Linked DNA regions of Homo sapiens: region 1 is linked to region 2. A link is an interaction called in ENCODE POLR2A ChIA-PET data of the cell type or tissue named here. Cell type or tissue: Panc1. All regions are shown on one strand. Each heading gives the region's core, and the rest is flanking DNA. Links, peaks and the distances in the headings are about the cores only.

What was found. ChIA-PET counts read pairs that join two places held together with the same protein. Peaks named below come from ENCODE experiments on the same cell type or tissue, not always from the same donor. Only the 100,000 strongest peaks of a DNase experiment are listed, where the experiment ranks them.
Region 1: POLR2A ChIA-PET joins it to region 2 with 7 read pairs; 2 of 35 experiments call an interaction of 5 or more read pairs at or near these places.

Annotation. Positions count from the first base shown.
Region 1 is chr9:87,802,636-87,807,028 of GRCh38, forward strand. It overlaps the pseudogene LOC100420576. Among named protein-coding and RNA genes, the nearest start is that of SPATA31E1, 78 kb to the right of the region's middle. In Panc1, for the core only: no CTCF peak of the experiment used is centred there; no DNase peak of the experiment used is centred there.
Region 2 is chr9:89,136,235-89,140,627 of GRCh38, forward strand. All of the region lies in intron 1 of SHC3 (SHC adaptor protein 3), which reads right to left. Among named protein-coding and RNA genes, the nearest start is that of SHC3, 40 kb to the right of the region's middle. In Panc1, for the core only: no CTCF peak of the experiment used is centred there; a DNase peak (open chromatin) is centred at 1,785; H3K4me3 peaks cover 309 bases.

The DNA.
Region 1 (4,393 bases), core at 191-4,190, 1.3 Mb before region 2:
TTGGAGTTGGAGTGCAGGTGGAGAACATCATGAAATCAGAGCCTGTGTCCCTCTAAGTGGAGCAGCTGCCGCCTCCCCGCTACCCAGCACCACGGAGGAAGGTGCATCCAGTGTGGAACAGGCTTCCCACAAGAAGCCAAATATCCACATTTTTAGGTGTGATCTCCTGATTTTTAAATGACAGTCAATGTCCCCCCTCCCCTCCTCATACTCAACAGAGCACTGCAGCTTGTAGGGGAGGCCCCCATCTGCTGTGTTCCTCTCGCCTGGGAAGACCCACCTCGAACTTCTGAGCCTTGGGTTACTTTCCTCTGAAATGGGCTCATGAGAGGACCGCACAGATCCTGGCAGTCAAATGACAGGCTCTGTGGACAGCGTCTGGAACCCGGGTGAGCACCAGCTACAGGACTCCCTAGGTCCTTCCCACTGGGCCTGGCTCCTATGGAGGGTCCCACATGTATTCTTGCCCAAGGCTCACTAAGTAATAGAGCCTGGACAGCCCCAGTCCAAGCACCGTCACATCTCCCCTGGTTGCCAAGATCATCTCCTATCAGGTCCCTCTGCTCCACCTCCTGACCCCGAGGCTCCAGTCTGAGCAGCTGGGGGAATTCCTAAACCTAAGGCAGATCTCGCACCAGCCAGCTTAACACACTTGGCCCAAACCCAGTCTCCTCACCCCCCAGGTAAGGTCTATAAAGCCGTGCCACCTCTCGGGTCACGTCGTCGGGGTCACGTCGTCGGGGTCACATCGCTCGCGCATCGTTCTCTGCCTGCACCTCCAGGCCCATCCTCTGGCCCTAGCCCAGTTACCCTCCTTCTTTGTTGTTTTATGCTTGAGCTCCTCCAACCCTTCACTACCTGGCCCCTTGCACTCCCTATTCCTCTGTCTTCCTCCAGCCCTTCCTCGGGCTGCTTCCTTCTTCTTGCCCTTCAGGTCTTGGTTTCAGTGTCACATCAGAGAGGTCCTCATCAGCCAGGTGAAAGTAGACTCCACCATCCTCTCATCTCACTTCATCCTGTTTCAATTCCCTGCATGGCACCTACCCCAGGAGGCAGCAACCCTTTCTGTAGAGGGCCAGATGGTCTCTGTGGCAACTCAACTCTGCCATGTATGAACACCAGCCGTAGACAAGAGCGTGTGGCCGTGTCTCAATAAAACTTTATTTACAGAAGCAGGTGGTGAGTTGTAGGCTGTTATTTATCACCCATTGATTCAACTTATGCTATCTGGCATTTTTCTGATCTGTTTCCTGGCTGGGTTCTGCCGATTTTGTTCACCGTGGTCTCTGCAGTGCCCAGAACAGCTCTTGGCATGCAGTAGACACTGGGAATATCTTTTCAGTGCATGAGTGAATCAGTGTTATTTGGTAACAGCATTGCTCTTTGAAGCCCTGGTGGATCTCCTAGTTTCTAGTTTCCTTTATTCCAGCACCAACTGTGGCAATTTATTTTCATTTTTCTCATCAGAAAAGAGGACTAAACATCTGCAAGCTAATGAGGAGACCATCCACGGTCTGGGAAGGCCAGATAAGAGCGCTGAGAGGCAATGTGGCCCCGCCCACGTGGCAGGGTGTAGTGAGAGCCCATGGATGGAGCAGCAACTCTTAATTATGCAAATGCAGCTTGCAGGTGGTGAATTTTTCATTCTGGGCAAACTCCCCCTTTTTTTTTTCACTTTTCAAAATATTCCTGGGCACCTTTCTTCACTATCTGATGAAGTAAAGGCACACTACTTTTAATATCAGCTCATGGAAAATCTGATTAGAAGGAGAATCAAACAGAATAAAAATATGCCAACTCCTGAAACTCTTATTTTAAAATCCGATAAGAATGGGACTTGCAGCGACTGTAGTAAAATGGATGCTGATATAAAATCAAGATGCATCCCCCATCACTACCTGTCATAGAAGGAGTCCCTCCTTTCTTTTAGAAGGAGAACTGGGTTTGGCTAAGCAACACCAGCATCCTCAGGCAGATATGGATAGCTGTGTTGATGGCCGATGTGACACCTCGGTTCTTGTCTTCTTGGTTTAAAAGAATTTAAACAAAAGGCACACAGCAAAGGAGATGAAGCATAGAGTGATTTTATTGCAAAGGAGAAAGAATATTTTGAAAGTTAGGTGCAGAAGAGACAGTACACCCTTAGAGAGAGGGAGTTCGGGGCGGCTGCTCCTTAGGGTGAGAGGGTGAGACAGCATTGATCGTTGTTGGAGAAACCCCCTTTATGGGAGTCTTACATGATTATTAATAGGGAGGTGGGAAGAGGTTTTGCTAATAAGCATGTTCTGGGTGGTCTTCTGGGTGCACATGTGTAGTAACTGTACATGCTGGTTCATATGTCCCATGTCTCATTAACATCTTAAATCTCTACCCAGTGGTGGTTTTTTTCTTTTTTCTTTTTTTTTTTTTTTGGAGATGGAGTCTTGCTCTGTCACCCAGGCTGGAGTGCAGTGGCACAATTCTGGCTCACTGCAACCTCTGCCTCTGGGGTTCAAGCAATTCCCCTGTCTCAACTTCCTGAGTAGCTGGGATTACAGGTGCACGCCACCACACCCGGCTAATTTTTTGTCGTTTTAGTAGAGACAGGGTTTCACCATGTTGCTCGAGCTGGTCTTGAACTTCTGAGCTCAGGCAATCCACTCGCCTTGGCCTCCCAAAGTGCCAGGATTTCAGGTGTAAGCCACCGCGCCTGGCCATGTTTTTTACAATTATGAGCAAAGGGTCATTTTGAGGAGAGGTAAAATCAAAATGTGCATGCTGTCTAGAAGGGAAACTCCCCACTGAAGATAGCGTTGCTTGTGTGAGCTCAATTACAATGCAAATGCTAAGACTTACTGTGTTGGCTGTACGGTCACTGGTAACTGTGGTTGCTGCATCCCAAAAACATGGCCATTTCCTTGACTACCTATCCTGCCTCAGCTGCACTGGGCTTTGTTTTATTGGTAGCAGTGAGCACAGAGGAGTAGAAGGTGCAACCTCCTTCTGCAATAAGGTGGTACCTACAGCCAGGGTGGAGGTGTGGGGGCTATTAGAGACCCCTAAAACAATGGTGAACTGGTCAGCTACCTCTGGTGGGCAGGCAGGCATCGATCTGTAGCATTTGCTGATTCTTGTGGTGTAAATGCTCCCACCCTGGCTGATTTCAAGTACCCCGTGTGATGTCACTGAGTTGGGAAGACATGCACGGCTCTCAGGGACATCACTGGAGGCTCCTGCACACCACTGCCCTAGTTCACTTCCTGTGAACTTTCAGAGTAGATCCCACACAGATCAGCCCCTGGCCCATGTTCTTTCTTTCCCCGGGAACTCCAACCTTGGCCTCAGTCACCTTCAATGCTGTCCTGCCCCACCCATTTGGGGAGCTCACTTGGGCCCCTGGAATGCCCTGTCTGCAAGGTCCTATTTCCCATGGGGCAGCCCCCTGCACTGTCTAATAATGAAAACAGCTAGTCCCTCTCCCCTGCCCATCCTCCATTGGTCCAGGGAAACAAGAAGACTTTGGTTTTCTTTCCAGATGCCCAGTCCCATTGATTCTCTAGCAAATGTAGTTTAAAAACACATTCCTAGGCAATGTCAACTGATGAGAGCCGGGAACACAGAAAGTATTTCTTTTGCTCATTTGGCCCATTTGGAAACCAAATAACATGGCCACCTCCTTCAGCTCTTCCGGATACAGACCTCTCCCCACCACTGTGTGAGATCTACTCTGATCCAGCTCCACAGTGGCTCTTGCAGAGTATGGCAGCAACCCAGGGGGCATCAGACAATGTGTGTAGGTATTGTTTTGGTTTTCACAATATGGGGCTATAGGGGATGCTAGCATGTTAGATGCTTGGCAGCCACAGACAAGAAATATCCTGTAAGGACAGGAGTTCCTACTCACCCAAATCCCCAAAGGCATCCAGTGAGAAACACCGAGAAATATCAAGAGAAAGGACATGGAAAGGAAGAAAATGGTCCTAAGATGCTCTGAAGGGTGAATGACCTCTTCTTCCCCTTCCCTCTCCCACATCACGTGCCCCATTGTCTCCTGCTCAAGGTGACCCGAGTCAGAACTGCAGGTCAGCCCCTTCCTGGCTTCCTCCGCAGGCACTGTCTGCTCCTGAACTCCCACCACAATCCTCAGCGATGCATTCTCCAAAGAAGCCGCTGTGACAGCTGTCATTTTCAAAAACCAAATTCCAGTACCGGGTGTGCCCAGGTGCCAAGCAGTTATTTGTGTGGGGATTTATGTTCACCCACAAGGAAGACAGACTGTGATTAGCAATGCTTGGCAAACAATTCATCCCATTATGGCTAATCCAGACGCTAAAGTCAAGAGCCCACTGAGGGATGACGAAGGTAAACAACCTCAAGGGGCTCCTTGAACATGGAGTCTAGAAGATTCTGCTGA
Region 2 (4,393 bases), core at 130-4,129:
AGAGGCATTTGAACCAGATCAACTTCATCTTGAATAGGGGCTGGAAAAAATGAGGCTGAGACCTACTGGGCTGTATTCCCAGGAAGTTAAGGCATTCTAAGTCACAGGGTATGATAGGAGGTCAGCACAAAATACAGGTCATAAAGACCTTGCTGATAAAACAGCTTATAGCAGAGAAGCTGGCTAAAACCCACCAAAACAGAGATGGCGATGAGAGTGACTTCTGATCCTCCTCACTGCTACATTCCCACCAGCACCATGACAGTTTACAAATGCCAGGAAATGTCAGGAAGTTACCCTATATAAAAAGGGAAGGAATGCTCAGTTCCTGGAATTGTCCACCCCTTTCCCAGAAAGCTCATGAATAATCTATGCCTTGTTTAGCATATTATCAATAAATAACCATAGAAATGGGCAACCAGCAGCCGTTGGCGCTGCTCTGCCTACGGAGTAGCCATTCTTTTATTCTTTCACTTTCTTAATAAACTTACTTTCATTTTACTCTATGGATTTGCCTCGAATTCTTTCTTGTGCGAGATCCAAGAATACTCTCTTGGGGTCTGGATTGGGACCACTTTCAGGTAACAATATGGCTGGAGTGTATTAGACCATTCTGCACTGCTATAAAGAACTACCTGAGGCTGGGTGATTTATGAAGAAAGAAGGTTTAATTGACTCACAGTTTCACGGGTTGTACAGGAAGCATAGTTGGGGAGGCCTCAGGAAACTTATAATCATGGTAGAAGGGTACAGGGGAAGCAGGCACATCTTACATGCTTGGAGCAGGATGGAGAGAGAGTGAAGGGGGAGGTGGATATACCTTTAAACAACCAGATCTTGTGAGAACATACTCACTATCATGAGAACAGCAAAGGGAAAATCCACCTCCAGGATCCAATCACCTTGCACCCGGTCCCTCCCCCAAAATCGGGATTACAATTCAACATGAAATTTAGTGGGGGGACACAAAGCTAAACCATGTCATGGAGATACCATTGTTTTTCCACTTTAGTCCAGATTCTCAGGAGCATCTTTATACACATGGCTAAGGGCTCAGCAACAGTTCACACTTAGCTAAAAATGGCTTAAGTTTCAGTGTGTTTTATTTCTCAAACTCAAGATTACTTTGAGGATCTCAACACATTATGGTTTTTGGCACCTCCAGTTAACTGCAATAAGCCTTAGATACACAACTTCCAATTAGGACATCCAAAAAATCCCAAATCTTAAGAAATTGATGGTACAATTGTGGCAGACAGACTTTGTGAAAACTCAAGTTCATGATAAAAAAATTCCAATCAAGTTTCTGAAACTTTTTTATTGGGAAACAGGAATATTAGCAAACTGCACTATTATTAAAAATAATAACTCAAGGGCACAGAATAAAATTAGCTTTCTGAATGAGAAATATTAAAAGCAAAAACGTCTAGGGGTGGAGACAGAGTTCCTGTAACAGAAATGAGAATGTCAGTGATAGAATAAACTGAGCTAGCTTGCTAAAGAATTCAAAGAAATAATGAGAGTGTGTAGGCAAGAAATCAGAGTCATCAGAAGAGCTGCAACTTACAAAGACCCCAAAAGCAAACTCAATTCATCAGGAGCAAGAGGAAAATAAATGAAACACGTTGCTCCTTCAATCCATAAGAAAAGAACGATAACAGCCCATAGTACAAAGACAAAGCCATTATTTTGTAACAGAGTCTTCACAAAGACTTTCCTCTGCAACTATGAGTCTGTGCAGGCTGCAAACGCACTGAAAGGGCAGGAAGCCAAACCAGAGTTGGGAAAGATTAGTCATAGATGTCACCCTTTGTAGACTCTGATGCTTCTCGCCTTGCCCTGGGAAGCCGTGAGCTGCCAGCTACAGAGACTTGGGGGACAAAGAACATGCATCTGAGGGCAAGGGTGACAGCAGATCTGTCCTACTGGTGGAGAGAGCTCCCAATCCAGACCCTAAGAGAGGGTTCTTGAATCTGCACAAGAAAGAATTTGAGGCAAGTCCATAGAACTACGTGAAAGCAAATTTATTAAGAAAGTAAAGGAATAAGAGAATGGCTACTCCATAGGCAGACCAGGCCCAAGGGCTGCTGGTTGCCCATTTTTATAGCTATTTCTCAATTATATGCTAAATAAGGGGTGGTTTATTCATGCCTCCCCTTTTAAGACCATATAGGGTAACTTCCTGACATTGCCATGGCATTCGTGAACTGTCATGGAGCTGGTGGGAGTGTAATAGTGAGGACAACCAGAGGTCACTCTCATTGCCATCTTGGTTTTGGTGGGATTTAACCAGCTTCTTGACTGCAATCTGTTTTATCAGCAAGGTCTTTATGACCTGTGTCTTGTGCCAAACTCCTGTCTCATCCTGTGACTTAGAATGCCTAACCGTCTGGGAATCCAGCCTAGCAGGTTTCAGCCTCATTTTATCCAGCCCCTATTCAAGATGGAGTTGCTCTGGTTCAAATGTCTCTGACATTTCCCCTCTCCCTTTTCTAAGAGAACCCTTAATCCTAAGGGTTGCGGAGGGATAAAGATCCATCTTCTGTAACTTCTTCAGGATGATTAGAGGTGATGATATTCCTGCCTATTAGGGTCTCTTATATTAGGCATAGAAAGGAGCTCTGTCAGGAGGCATCAGTATAGTAAGGGTGATTCATGACTCTTGAGTTCTGAGAAAAGGTGGTATCTGGAAGATTAATAAGTATTCAATTTAAGAAAACATTGAGTAAGCTTATCCTGCATTCCTACACGAAGAGTACAACAGTAATACATTCCACAGCAGTAAAGCAAAATAAGTACAATTATTTCAAGTAAACTAAACTAGAAGTCTTTCCATGAATTGGGAAACTGTTGGAACCAGGCTGATATGGGATTGTTAGCTGATTCTAATGCACCCAGAATTAGAATATTGATTTTATCCAGATGTTTTTTACATTACCCATCCCTCTTATTTCTTCTGAGCAGCAGTCAGAGATTGCTGGTTGGTTCACAGGAATGAGCCAGATCAGCCTAAGTTGAAGAAAAAACTCAAAAACAACCAATGAGACTAGAATCTAATAACAAGTGTACCATAGTTCTTGAAACATAATCTTTCTCTATCCAGTTTACCATTGTTACTAAGGACAAATCATGGTAAGACTGTTTTGCTTTATTACACTTGGCCTGATTATTTGTATAAAGTGCAGTAAGAATAATTATTTTTCACATAAGCTGTTTTTAAATTGGCTTTTGTGAAACTCTGTTCCATAGAAGGAATCTCAGATAAGACTTTTATAAAGCTGAGCCCTGCCATAGGTTTGTACCCTCAAATACCTATGAGTTGTGTCAATTCCTTTCCTTTTGAAATCCCAAGATAACTTGGGGCTCCTGGGCCTAAGATAAGTGCCATTCTTTACTTATCACACAGGTCAGGAATTCTGTACAGAGACTGCTGTAGACTAGGCATGAGGCCAGTTTCTTCAAGGGGCTTTTATTAGCTTTACAAATCAAGTTTGATTCCTTAAAGGAAAGAACACCATTACAGTCAAAGCGTTGGTAAAATTACCAGTTTCTCCAATTCTGTCCTATTGCAAAAGGGCTGATAAAGGCTGACTCTTGAGCCTAGCTAGGGAGCATGGCTCTCCATATGTCCCTAGGCCTTATTTAGAATCTAATGCTCTAAAGTAGGTAAATTGAACAATTTTCAAAACTTAAAGAAACAGTTTATTACCTTAAAGCATTTAGCAAGCCTAATATCTGACCTGAGTAATTTAGACCAAATGTTTAAATTTTGAAGACATTTTAATTTTACCAATAATTTTTAAAACTGTCATTTCTTGAAGAGTACTAAAGTCACATGAACTAAAAGCCATTAGACTTTTTACTTTTCTGACAAAATGCTTGATTTAAGCAGTCATTGTTTTTAAACCAATGAAAGCTTCTTTTTTATATCACAAACACACAACACACATAAATACATGACAGAAGAAGACCCAGTAGTTGTAAGATTTTTCATTTACCAGTTTCTTAATTGGATTACTGGCTTCAGGGTGGAGCCCAGAGCCAGGAAAGCATGCATTTTCTAGGGCTAATAAGCAGGGACAGCTGGAAGGCAAACAGATTCCCCCCCCCAGATTAAGGGTCCTGCTTTTATACCAGATCTTGGATCCCAAAAAGAAGGAATCAGCCCCTCCCCATGGAAGTCTTATCTCTCAGTGGCGGTGGTGGTGGGTGGGGGGGCGCATCTCCATACTTCCTAGGTGGCCAAGAGCATGTGTTTCTTATCCAAGCATGCACAGCTGAGTATTTCCCAATAACTGCCATTAGCCATCTCCAAAAGTATATTTCCTACCTAGTTATTACACACCAAATTCTCTCATAATGCAAAACAATTTCTGATACCTGCAAAAGTCAA